Linked DNA regions of Homo sapiens: region 1 is linked to region 2. Evidence: chromatin contacts called from ENCODE Hi-C or POLR2A ChIA-PET data. All regions are on one chromosome and are shown on one strand. Each heading gives the region's core, a stretch centred on a gene start or an enhancer-like site at or near the end of the contact. The rest is flanking DNA. Distances are from core to core; before and after follow the strand shown. Region 1 has its middle 240 kb from the start of MAF. Region 2 has its middle 310 kb from the start of MAF.

Region 1 (6,355 bases), core at 796-3,295, 74 kb before region 2:
AAAGCAATACACATTCAGTAGAAACCACGCTTCCAGTGCCCATCCAACCATTCTGTTTTTCACTAGTAAGTAAGTAAGTAAAGTATTCAATAAATTACATTAGATATTAAACAACATATTATACAATTGGTTTTGTGTTAGATGATTTTGCCCAACTGTAGGCTAATTGAAGTGTTCTGAGCATGTTTAAGACAGGCTAGGCTAAGCTATGATGTCTGCTAAGTTAGGTGTATTAAATGTATTTGTGACTCACTATATATTCAACTTAGGTTGGGTTTATCAGGACATAACCCCATTGTAAGTCAAGAAGGAGCTGTATTTTAATATATCTCCTCCACAAGAGCTGAGCGATCCTTAAGAGCAGGGACTTTCCCCACCCCCCTACCCTTGTTCATCTTTGCATCTCTGATTTCTATCATGAGTTAGGAGCTTTCTCAATGATTTTTAAATTAATAGATATTCAGATAAACAGATTTGCCCCTCTTCTTCCCTGCATGTTCCCCCCCTTTTAGGGACCCATATCAGGTGATAAAGAAAGAAGTGAGGGCAGTTTCTGAAGCTGAAATGACTTTGCAGTTGAAATATAGTCCCTTATGCAAGGCTAACAGGATTACTAGTTGGATAGTTAATCATAAAAGAAGCTTAATGCAGGGAATCATAAAAAAAGGATATACCAGTATATAACAGGCATTTTGCTTTAACTTAAAAGATATAAATGCACACTTTCTTACTATTCTCTTTTGTAAGAGCAAAGCACTTGCTTTGAGCAGGTCTGGAGTAGAGCACCAGGTGTTCCCATTGTGGAAACCACACCCATACTGCTTCATCTGCAACTTGGAGTTTCACTTTCTTTAAAGTGTAGAATGTAAAGGTATGCAGTCTAGAATTTTATCAATGGGTTTTTAGAGGCTTATTAGATCTAACTTGACTACCCCGTCTGCCTTTGACAAGTCTTTCAGAATATTCCGTTTTCACTGCAGCAACCTGCTCTTCGTGCCTATAGTTCATTCGCAACTTTCTAAATCTGTTTCCTCATGAGAGGACTATTTCTAATGGTGACTAATAAATAACTTTAATGTGCTGAGAGCTTTTCATGCACTGAGGGCTGAGTCAAACATTCGACATGAAGGATCTCAATTTAACCTTCTCAGCAACAACAAAATTCATTGAGGCAAGCACTGGGATCTCCCTCTGAAAAGTGGGGGTAACTCGTATATTCAAGGCATCTGTGTGTGTCAGCGAGAGCAATACTGTTACTAAAAAGCCTGAAAAAGCATAGTCATCAGATGCTGCACGCTAACACAAACACTCTAACACAAACAACAGACAAGCAAACAAACAATATTTATGTGCACTGACTATGTTCAAGGCATTTGTCTACATACTTACCTTGGATTAACTAACTTAATTCTCACAATACCTTTATAATGAGGTAAGCACTGTGAATAGCACCATTTTGAAGATTAAGGAAACTGAGGCATGATATCACAGATAGGTAAGTGGCCTCCAAGTCAACCTGGGATTATAAACCCAGAGAGTTTTATTTCAGAGCCCACCTTCCTAATCCAGTTCATCTTCAAATGGGGTTAACGATCTCTGTCTTGGCAGAATTTGGGAAAGGATTTAACAAAATAGCAATTATTATAGTCAAATGCTTGCCACCCAGTGCTTGCAGGACAAACGTTCTGTCTGCTCCTTTCCTTTCCTTTCTACAGACAAGATGCCTCTCTGTAACAGCCTGGACTTTAAGCATTTATCTGACTTTTTCTCGATTCCTTCATATTCTCCCTAAAATAAAAATCAAAACAATGTCAGCTTGTGGGGGATTCAGCACCGAACTTCACCTTGGGAGATGAAAGACCACCAAATCTGTATATAAAACAACCAAAAGAAAAAAAAACCAATCTTTCGTGCAGACGTAATTTCTCTTGAAAGGTGACACAGTCCTTTAAAAATAGCTATGGGCTCCATTGTGCAAAGACAGTGACAGAGACTGACAGCTTTTAGAGAGGTGTAATGTTCCCAGGCAGCCGGCTAGCATGGCTCACCCAGATAGAGATCCGTCATTCAATCCGGGGGAAAGTGCTAAATGTTAGAGGTTAACCTGCTATGTTCTTATTACTAATCAAACTTCAACACCATGCCTCAGCCTCCTTAGGCCCCTATAAGGAAATGATACATTATTGAGAAGTTCCAACCCAGGCACCTTGCTTCACAGGTGCAGCTTGTTCCCAATCATTGGTGATTTCCACATCCTTCCTGGGTACACCTAGAGGAGGGACTCAGAGTGCTCTCCATGGATGCTGGTAGATTAAAGTTAAATGACAACCCATGTGGACACCCTCAGCTCTCCTAATGAGGGGACAACAGAGAGGGGCACAGATCCCTGGTGTCAACTCCACCAGAAAAGTTCTCCCTGCATATCAAGGCAAAGTTTATCTGTACTACTGATTCCTGTTCCTTGGGAACCCAAAGATTTTGAAGGTGAATAGTGTGATTTGGGCCTTTCTTTTCATAGTGTCAAAGGAATAGTGTGTGCTGGAATGTGTTTAGTAACATAAATATTGCTGGGGGGTGAAGGAGTCTTGATTCGTAGCTTTTGCCAATTTCTGTGGTGTAAATGCTCCTACCATGGCCGACTTCCAGCTAACAACACAAAGTCCCTGAACATGGAGTTAGAAAGAGATGTTCACAGTCAGCTTTCATGGCAGGAGCAACTCCAGTTAAAGGGTAGGTAGATGCTCCTGAGTCATCCCTGCTGGGTGGGCTATGATCCTATCTGTAGGGCAGGCCAAGTCCTTGTTCCACTCCTTCTTGCAGTGGATCTTGCCGCTTCTCTGAAAATGATTGAAATGCCCACAGCACTTGCAGAGCAAGCAGAAAAGACAAAACTTGTCCTACCCTGACCTCTTATAGACTGAGTCTGGTTGACCCTCATGCTCTTGGCTGCAAAATAAAAGAACTCAAGTCAAATTGGTTAATTGCTGTTGAAGAAAAATGAGATTATTTACCCTAAGCCTATGGCTATCCACAGATCTCATTGAATGTCTCCCAACAATCCTAACAGGTAGTGTCATCACCTGCAAGTTACAGATGAGAAAAACAGGCTCAGAGACGGCACTGGCACACAGCCACATGACTCATGAGTGGTAGAGCTGGGATTTAATCTCAGGTCTGTCTTGCTCCAAAGCCATGCTTTTGTGTATTGCCGTAATCCAACCAAACCCAGTAGGGCATCATTTAAGGGCATTTGGGAGGCTGCAGATGGGAAACAAGGCCAGGTGAGATTCCCCAGGAGAGCAGAGACAGGTGGATAGCAGAACATGAGGCAGGACAGAGGGGAAGGGGTTCAAAAAGATGGGGAGAGCAATCCAAATATGTGAACATCATTTTCAATGGAGCCCATCACAAGCTTGGAAACAGGGTGGCTAATGGAGACAAGAATGAGACATGATAGCTCTCTCATGGACAGCTCCCTGTGTTCCAAGGCAGCCATTCCAAGAGTCAGGAAGTCCTTCCTTGCATGAACCTGAAAGCCACCCCACCCTCTTCCCCAATTGCTCCAGGTTCTTCCCTCTGGTCCTACTCAGAACAATACTCCCCATGCCAAGAGCATTCACCCATGAATGGCAATCCTTCACATGTTATAAGATGGCAATCTAATATCCCATGGCCTTCTCTTCTCCAGGTTAAGCTCCTTCCACTTCCCAGCTGTTGCACATGTGAAACAGTTGAGTAATCCTTCATCATCACTGTCCCCAGCTTCTGGACTCCCTCCTGAATGCCAGTGTCTCTTTTAAGATGAAAGATGAGTTGTTGGTGTGGTCCTACTCTGCACTTACCTCAGAAGAAAGCTGGGGTCTGCTTGACCCCCAAGCTCTTGGCTACAAAGTAAAAGAACTCAAGTCAAATTGTTAATCAAAAAAATCAGATTATTTACCTTAATTGATTTCCGTAATGATTTAATTGTTATCTGAATTCTCCTCCTTAGCTGGGTGCATTCAAAGAACAGCAATTGGGGCTGGCTTTGTCCCTCAGCATAACCCACTCCCTGGCATGTCTTGATAGAGCACATTAAGCATTAGCTTGATGTGGCTGAGTGGATGATCTGATCAACTTTGAGGACAGTGCATTAGACTATCTTATCTTCTAGAATATTCTTCAGCAAAAAGTCATCTGAAAATACTGGCATCCCATCAGAGAAACTTTTTGCTGTGCCCTAGAATTTCCTGTTAAGGCACTATTAGCAAACGCCTCTGTAAAAGCTACTGGAACTGACATCACCATCACTTCCTGAGACCTCGTGCAAAGATGTGCCCTTTGGGGTACATGGCAACAAGATGACCTGGTTTAGGAAAGAAAGTGATGGCGTAAAACAGCCTTCTGATTCTCCATTCCCCAGCTACTGTGGGGCATGCATATGGAATGATGTATGGAGAGAGAAAGATTTGGAATCTGGGGGCATGTTATAGTTCCAAACCCATGCCAGCTTCCGGGGATGCCTGTGGATCTGGGCACTGGCTCCTTTGTTGTCTAGATTCTGCCTTATTCAGGCCTCCCTGAAAAATATGCATTTTGTGGAGAGCCTTTCTGTTCATTCCGGCACTCTAAATCTGTGGCCTTCCCAAGCAGCCAGGGGTGGCCTGTACCGAAGGGCCTCATCACAGCACTGACCACTTCTGCCAGGAAATTTCCCTCCCATCGGAGCAGCCTCTGCAGCATCCTGTTGGCCTACCTCAATCTCAGACTCCCCAGGAATGGGCTCCAGAGCAAGAATCTGAGAGAATGAGGTGGGAGACTGGGGCTTTAACATTGGAGAGGCATACTTGTTTCATGATAAAGCCAACAGTCTTAAAAGTTAGTGCTCACCATCATCTCAGCAGCCGGCACTTCATGCCTTCCTGCATGTCAGGTATCTGTAAAGCCCTCACCTACATTATCTTTTTACATCCTCGCAAAAAAGTAAAGTGACTTGTTCACATTTTGTGAGCAGCTGCCAAGGTGGGATCCTTCACTGCAGTCTCACGCCTCCCATCCACGCTCCTCTATCTACCCTGCCCCGGGAGCTATCCAGGCCTGGCTGGGATCTCTGGAGTTGGGTGGGATCAAGTAGCTCTGCTGGGCTGCCTTCTCCCAAATGAACGTCATCAAAATTAAAAATAATCACAGCTAGGGGATCAGTGAACGAGGGAGGTCAAGGGTCAAGCTGCCTGTCCAGTTCTCATCCCTTGGAGGTCATACTGATGTACCTTGGAATGTAGCAGATCCTAGCAATCATCACCCTGTAGCCTGCTGGGGTCGAGGAACTCTCGACCAGGACCCCCCAGCCCCAGAGCCGAAGCCAGTGAGCAGGATTTGCCTCCTCCAGAAGTCTTAGCTCTCATTACATCGCCAGTATTTGAAAAGCAAACAGTTTAGCTGTTGGTGGGAAAAATTCCTGGCCCTGCTGCCCTTCCTCTGGGGGCAGGGGCTGTGATGTGCCGTGACTGTGCCTGGGAACAGCTGCTTTGAGTTCTTTCCATATCCCTGCAAGGTACTGCTTGGTGGCAAAGTGGTGCTGGACACAAGTTGGCCATTCAAGTACCTTCACACGGTGTCCAAGAGCAATGCTGGTTGTTCTGTACTTGAACTAAGTGTCTTGCTGGCAGTCCCAGCCCGGATCAGGTTAGCCCCTGAGATGCTGGCCACCTTCAAGGTCAGCAGACCCATGCAAGGGGGATACATCTATGCTTCTGTACATGAAACATGGAGGACCTCAGATGTCAGACACTGGGCAGGGAGGAGAATGGGATCTTTTGTGGTTGGTAGGGGAGACTGGCCCATCATTCCCTCATCCAAATGCTATTCCCTGAGTAGTCACCTGGGCAGCATCTAGTAACCAGTCCAAGCAGTGCCAATGCCTGCTAGGGAACCGATGGTGAGGAAGACAGCCATGGTCCCAACCCACATGATGTTCAAAGACAGAGACTGACAGTAATTAGCAAAGTCACTCCAGTAACTGCAAACTTTCCCGGATGCAAAGTGCAGTGAGGATTGACCCAGCAGGGTTCCCATATCTGTCAGGATCTAGAGGCACAGTGCTCAGGAGACTTTCAGGGACCCAAAAAGTATATTAGTTTTTATTTCTGTTTTGTTTTGTTTTGTTTTTTGAGACAGTGTCTCACTCTGTTGCCCCAACTGTTGGCTCACTGCAACCTCTGGCTGCCAAGTTCAAGCAACTCTCCTGCCTCAGCCTCCCGAGTAGCTGGGATTACAGGCGCCCGCCACCACAGGCCAGCTAATTGTTGTTGTTGTTGTTGTTGTTGTTGTTGTTGTTGTTGTTGTTGTGACAGAGTCTTGCTCTGTTGCCCAGGCT
Region 2 (6,509 bases), core at 3,604-6,103:
CACAATATTCCCTACAGCTTCTGCTTGGAAAACCTTGTCCCAGTGTCTTCTTTTTAAGGATGAGAATGTTCTAGGGTATATATACCTTTAAGATGTCATCTTTCCTATTCTAAGCTTCAGTTTCCTCGTCTGTTTGAAAGAGGGACGATGCCACTTGCTGAATGGAGCCAGGCCCTACTGTTGTACCCTCATGAGAACCATCCAGTTCTCTGCAGTGACCCACACATCACACCTGCAATTCTCTATGCAAGGTGAGCCTTCACCAGGAGAGGTGATACCCTGTGAGGGCTGGGACCACAACCTCTTGTTCCCATTGTAAACCTAATTTCTAGCTCAGTTCCTACCATCTAGTATGTACTCAATATATACTTTTGAATGAATAAATAATATATCTAATATAATATATCTAAAGTTTTTAGCGCCATATTTGGCCCACCAGAGGTACCCAATAACTCATGGGTAGCTGGCTAGTCATTTGTATGACAACTTTTACTGTGTTTCTCCCTGCATAGGTCAGAGTAGAGTCTGGAAAACAGAACTCACCCCCAGATAGGTTCAGAGGAGGAAACTTAATATGAGCAACTAGTTACAAAGGTCTTAGGAGTGCTAAAAAGGAAAAAAGGAAAAGGTAAGGAGACTCAGAAACAAGGAAATTCAGGAAGCCACTACCCGCTGGAGAGTATCATGCTTTAGAGCCAGAATCCAAAAGCAGGAGATCTGGGCAGAGGAAAAGTGGCTGTACAATGGAAACTTGAACCAACAAGGTGACATGACACCTGAAGGAGAGGAGAGAAGTTCCCTGGCTTCTCCGTCCCTCCCACCAGCACCTCCCACTGTCCAAACCTACAGGAAGCCAGTTGGCAAGGGATTTGGGGAAGCCAGGAAATGTCATTCCCAGTGGTCACCTCCCTGCCCTCCACTCCTATGCTCTGTAGGAGAGGGAAGAGAGCTTGAAGCAGACCAGCAGACGACGGCCCCATTTCCTAAATGCAGGGGCTTCCACAAGCGGGGCTTCCACAAGCAGGGCTTCTGTGATTTGTAATGGGTCCTATGGGAGATGTGGAAAAAAGCAGTCTCTTCACAGACCTGACTACACTCGAGCATTCGTAATGGGGCATTTAGTGTTTCTTCCCCATGGTCCTCGATTGTCATTGTGAATAAGCATCACATCTCGGAGGAAGCATGTAAAATTGGAATTTCCAGACCCTATCCACAGAAAGTCTGGTTGAGGCCATTTTGGGGGTAGAGATTGGGAATCTGCATTTTTAACTGAGGGTGCTTTCTCATGGAGGACCAGCCTCAGTGACTCTAATGCAGTTGATTCAAGGTCAACAATTTGAGAAACACCAAATTCGCCCTGGGAGTTGGACGGTATTCTAGATTCCAAAGGAAAAAATGAGGCATCATTGGAAGCTGTTGCACGGAACAGACAGATCACACAGTGTCTCAAAGCACACCCGTTTTATGTAATAGACCAACAGGATGATCTGCTCCATGTAGCCAACCCCCCAGCCCAAATCTTGTGACTTTTACTCTGTTTTACTCTGGATTAGATAATGTACACACACGTCGCAGCATGGTTAAGCACACAGGCTCTTGGGACAGCTGTCCCTGGATTAAAACTCAGTTCCCCGTGGTTAAACTCTCTCTAAAAAGATGATTCTGACTCTCAGACCTCTGTTACCTTTTTGAACCCAAAGGGTATTCAGAAAGAAAAGGCTTCTTCATCTTGGGCATTGACTCGATGACCCATGTAACTAGTCCTGGGGAAAGATAATTTGCCGCAGAGCCCGTATGATTTATGGGAAATTAATATGAAAAGCCTGGCTATATCTCTCATCAGATAAAAGCTCGGTGTTGTTGGCATCCTCTGCCCTCTGTTCTAAGCCTCCCAGGAGACAACTCTTTTATCTGATTGGAAGTAGCTTCCCTCCCATGGGGTTTTGGACTTGGGATTTTAAGAAGATATACAGGCTGAGCACAGTGGCTCAGGCCTGTAATCCCAGCACTTTGGGAGGCCGAGGTGGGTGGATCACAAGGTCAAGAGATAGAGACCAGTGCCTGGCCAACATGGTGAAACCCCGTCTCTACTAAAAATACAAAAATTAGTTGGGCGTGGTGGCAGGCGCCTGTAGTCCCAACTACTCAGGAGGCTGAGGCAGGAGAATCGCTTGAATCCAGGAGGTGGAGGTTGCAGTGAGCTGAGACTGCACCACGCCACTGCACTCCAGCCAGGTGACAGAGCAAGACTCCGTCTCACAAAAAAAAAAAAAATACACAAACAAACATCCTGCCTTTTGTTCATCCCTGAGGGGACAGCCTGCCTAAGAGAACAAACTTTGGACTCTGAGCACTTGGATGCATCCCTCCCTCTGTTTTCTCATGAGTTGTGACACCTTGGAAGAATGATTTGACTTCTCTCAGCCACAGTTTCCACATCCCTAAAATGGTCAACAAGTGCCCCATTCAGGCTGCTTTGCAAAGCTGTCATGATAACCATATGGCCACAGTGGAAGGTCTTGTCTGATGGTCACAGCCATGACACACTCATCCGCCCGTAGTATAAGGCACAGGTGCCAGAATAGCCTAGAAGCCTATAAATGTTCTGCGAATTAATCAAGTACTCTCAGCTTCTCCTCCCAACCCCAAAAACCTGCTTCCTCTGCCTTCTCTCACGGTGGGTAGCCAAACAGTCCCCCAGGTGAGACATCTAGGTGTCCCCCTTCACAATTCCATCTTCTCCCCACTGCCACTCCAGGCCTTCCCTGAGACCCACCAATTTAACCTCATAATGATTTCCCCCATCTCCTCTCTACCTCCCGCCATCCCAGAAACACTGCTCTTGCCTGCCCCAGTCTTCCATCACCTCCTTTGTGGGCTCCCGCCACTCTGCTGCCAGAGCACTTTTGAAACACCAGTCACACCGTGCCACTCCCTGCTTGAAATCCCTACAGTGTTTCTCCACAATCTTGAGAATCGAGTGACATTTTCTTAGCTTGGAATACAAGTCCTTGCATGGCCTCATACTTCACTAAGACCAAACCACTTAGAGATCTCAGCAGGTATCTTTGCTTCTCTGTCTCCTTTAACAAACAAACAGGCTGGGTGCAGTGGCTTACGCCTGTAATCCCAACACTTTGGGAGGCCGAGGCGGGTGGATCACCTGAGGTTAGGAGTTTAAGACCAGCCTGGCCAACATGGTGAAACCCCATCTCTACTAAAAATAGAAAAATTAGCTGGGCATGGTGGTGCGTGCCTGTGATCCCAGCTACTCAGGAGGCTGAGGCAGGAGAATTGCTTGAACCTGGGAGGAGGAGGTTGCAGTGAGCTGAGATGGCACCACTATACTCCAGCCTGGGTGACACAGCGAGACCCTATCTCAAAAAACAAACAAACAACACACTGCTTATTCTCTTCCACCTGGAATGTCCTTCCTTTCCTCATGTTTACCTAATTCACTCACCTGTAAGATTCCACTACTCAGTCAATAAGCTTATTATCTATTTCTATATAACAACACCTTCCCAAAACTTAATGGTTTAAAATAATTGATTATTACTGTATCTCAAAATTTCACGTGTCAGGAATTCACACAGGGCTCAGCAGAGGTGACTTTGCTTTGTTCAGTGATGTATGGAGCTAAACTGTGATGACTCCCAAGGGCTGGGGGCTGAATAGGCAGCTCACTCTCTGTCCACATGGCCTCCCCACGTAGCAGCTTGGACCTCCTCACAGCATGGCAGCCTCGGGATTCTTATGTAACCGGCTTAGGATGTAGCAACTCAGATCTCCAAGAGAAAGGAAATAGAAACTGCCTTGAAATATCAGAAATGGCGATGGTGTGACTTTCACTGTACACTATTAGTCAAAGCAGGTCAGCCCAGGCTCAAGGGGAGGAGATACACACCCCACCTCTTGATGGCAGAAGCATCAAAGAACTTGTGAGCATCATTAATCCATCACTGTCATCATCTCCTTGAAGAAGCCTGGAGTCCACTCCTCCCCTGCTTCCCCTTCACCCTCCCTCTGCCCTCCCTCCAATGCCTTCCTCTCTGTTTTCTGATAAAAACAGAGTAATTACAAGCAGTGAAAAATATCCCCAAGGAACTGGGAGTAGTTTTGTTAAATAAAGGGTGCTGGAGCTCACTGGTATGGCACATGTTGTTTGGCACATAATGGGTTCTCAATAAATCGGAGCTACGATGAGGAGGGTTAGCTAGCTTTATTAAAATTAAAATGTGCCTTGTCTGTTTGGTGACTGCCTAACACAGAGAAGCTAACCCATAGGAGGTTCTCCCAAGGTGATGAATAAATGAATGAGTGAGTGAATGAAAGAATGAGTGAGTGAATGAATGGGTGAATAAATGAATGAGTGAATGAAAGAATGAGTGAATGAATGAATGAGTGAATAAATGAATGAGTGAATGAAAGAATGAGTGGATGAATGAATGAGCAAATAAATGGCTCAACAAACAAGTGGATGTTTCTGCATGCAGTCTGATTCCTGACGCTAAGGGATCCAGGCAAACCAAAAAATAACATCTGATTTCCGGCCTGCGTAGACACTCCAGCTTTAATTACACGTGGGTCATGGCAGGACTCAGGGTTTGGGGGTTTGGGGGAAAACACTTGGCCTCCTGCCACAACCCTCACAATGGACTAAGGTCTTTACCGCCAGCTGCTGGTCCTCAAGCTTCCAGTGTGGACTCACATCAGCTGTGCCTCCCCCGCCAGCCCCCGCCTCACCGGGAAGGGGCTGGTTTGCAGAATGAGACCCTCTCAAGGCCGAGGGCCCGGGAGTGCTTCCTCTCTGCCCCTAGCTGAACAGCAGCTGGGCTGGGAGCGTGGCAGGTGTCTAACAGCCTGCCGCAATCCTGCATAACAGGAAGTGAAAGAGAACACCATATCCAATTGAAACTGCAGTGGAATATGGGCTGCAATGCTTAATTAACCACCCTCAGTCATTTCACAGATTTCTGTTGTTGCTGAAGGAAAAAAAAAAAAAAAAAAGGAAGGCAGAGTACGTGGAGGACAACAAAGCTGATTCTGGAATGTTCGTTTGTGTTCATGCTCCCTGCTCCCACAGTCAGCAGCCTGCTGACATAACGCGAAGGGGACGCTCACTTCTGGCTTCGGTTTTTAATGGGTTTCCAAAGGGTTTTTTTGTCTGTTTGTTTTTTGGTTTTTTGCCAGAGAGTCAGGTCTGTGCCATACTCCAAGAACTCGTCGATACGTTTGTGTGGGAGGAGGCGGGGAAGAGGCATGTTGAGTGCATTTGTGCAGTTGTGTCTCTACGAGGGTGTTTGTGCAGAGGCACACAAAGCTGTGTCCTGGGTTGTGTGGGAGCCTGTGGATACGGCCATGTGAGAACGGGTGGACGTGTGGGCATTTGCCTCTGTCTGGGTTGTTTCACCTGTTAAAGATGCGTGGGAATGTCTGTGGGTAGCTCTGAGCAAGTTCTGTATCTATGTGAGGCACCAGTATGTATGCCTGGATAGATATTTCAATAGATGTGTCTTTGCCTATGCTGAAAAAAGTGAGTGAAAGAAGTATTATTGTTCAAGTGTGCATGCACATATACACGTGTGCATGCAAGGATAATGGTGTGGCAAATAAATGTGTGAGTGAAGATGAGAAACAGCATACTGCCAAATGTATCAAGAACCCACTAAGTAGTTGGCAGTGAATTTATGCTATGAAACTATCTGCTACTTGATGGTGGGGCCAACTTTTCAATATCAGGTGACCTCAGCTTCCTTCTCTAGCAGAGGATAGTACAGAGGACTTTTCTAAGAAGGTTCCATAGTTTCTGTAGGCTTCACTTTGCATCATCACCTCATTTTCCAAACCAAACTTGCCTGTTCACCTAGATAGACTTTCTGGGGAGAGTCTTTGGAATGCTGTAAATTCTAAACGGTTTTTAAACAAAAAAGTATTTAAAAAGTATTTTAAAAGTATTTTAAAAGAAAAACCAGCTAGCTACTGCTTATTAAGGGCTGACTAGTTGGCCCATATCACCCAGATGCCTATCAATATTGATCTTATTTGATCTCTCAATAAACTTATTAGGTAGGAACTGTTATCATTTCCTCTGTAAACTGAAGTAGCCAGTGGGAGGTAGGGCCAGGGTTTAAACACACACTGTCGTGCTGTAGAACCCAAACTGTACTGAGTCATCGTCCCTAAATATGGGGGCAGAGATGGTGCCCCTTTGGCTCAGCCAGTTGTGCAGTGGGAATAATTTGCCACACTGCCCTTAGGAACAGTGGTCCCTTCTGTGAGCACCAGAATTGCTCCTGGAAAGAATGGCAGTGCAGACCTCAGTGTGCGCTGGTCACGTTGGGGAAGTCACCTCCCGCCTTCCTGCAGGACGTCAGTGCCCTCATTTGGTGGTGAGTCCTGCGGTGCCCTCTGGCCTTGCGGAATCCAGCTCCTGAGCAGCACACTTTCAGGATTTCAGGGTGGTTTCTGAGTAATGGATTCCCCACCCCTGGAGGCCACCAGAATCA

Evidence for each region. A loop is a pair of places that touch in the nucleus more often than their neighbours do. ChIA-PET counts read pairs that join two places held with the same protein, here RNA polymerase II (POLR2A). Pooled maps may share reads with other maps.
Region 1: a map of endothelial cell of hepatic sinusoid shows a loop between it and region 2 (6-fold over the local background). The contact joins two enhancer-like sites. A Hi-C loop is called at or near these places in 3 of 168 maps with a recorded cell type or tissue (CD8-positive, alpha-beta T cell, breast epithelium and endothelial cell of hepatic sinusoid) and 3 of 50 pooled maps. POLR2A ChIA-PET finds 5 or more read pairs at or near these places in 2 of 52 experiments (CD4-positive, alpha-beta T cell and activated CD4-positive, alpha-beta memory T cell).

What each region holds. Positions count from the first base shown.
Region 1 is chr16:79,357,226-79,363,580 of GRCh38, reverse strand. It overlaps a transcript of MAF not described here. Among named protein-coding and RNA genes, the nearest start is that of MAF, 240 kb to the left of the region's middle. Within about 2 kb of position 2,045, at least 2 of the 41 ENCODE cell types and tissues checked have a DNase peak (open chromatin) inside an H3K27ac peak, as active enhancers do.
Region 2 is chr16:79,285,620-79,292,128 of GRCh38, reverse strand. It overlaps a transcript of MAF not described here. Among named protein-coding and RNA genes, the nearest start is that of MAF, 310 kb to the left of the region's middle. RefSeq lists an enhancer at 4,241-4,741. Within about 2 kb of position 4,853, at least 12 of the 41 ENCODE cell types and tissues checked have a DNase peak (open chromatin) inside an H3K27ac peak, as active enhancers do.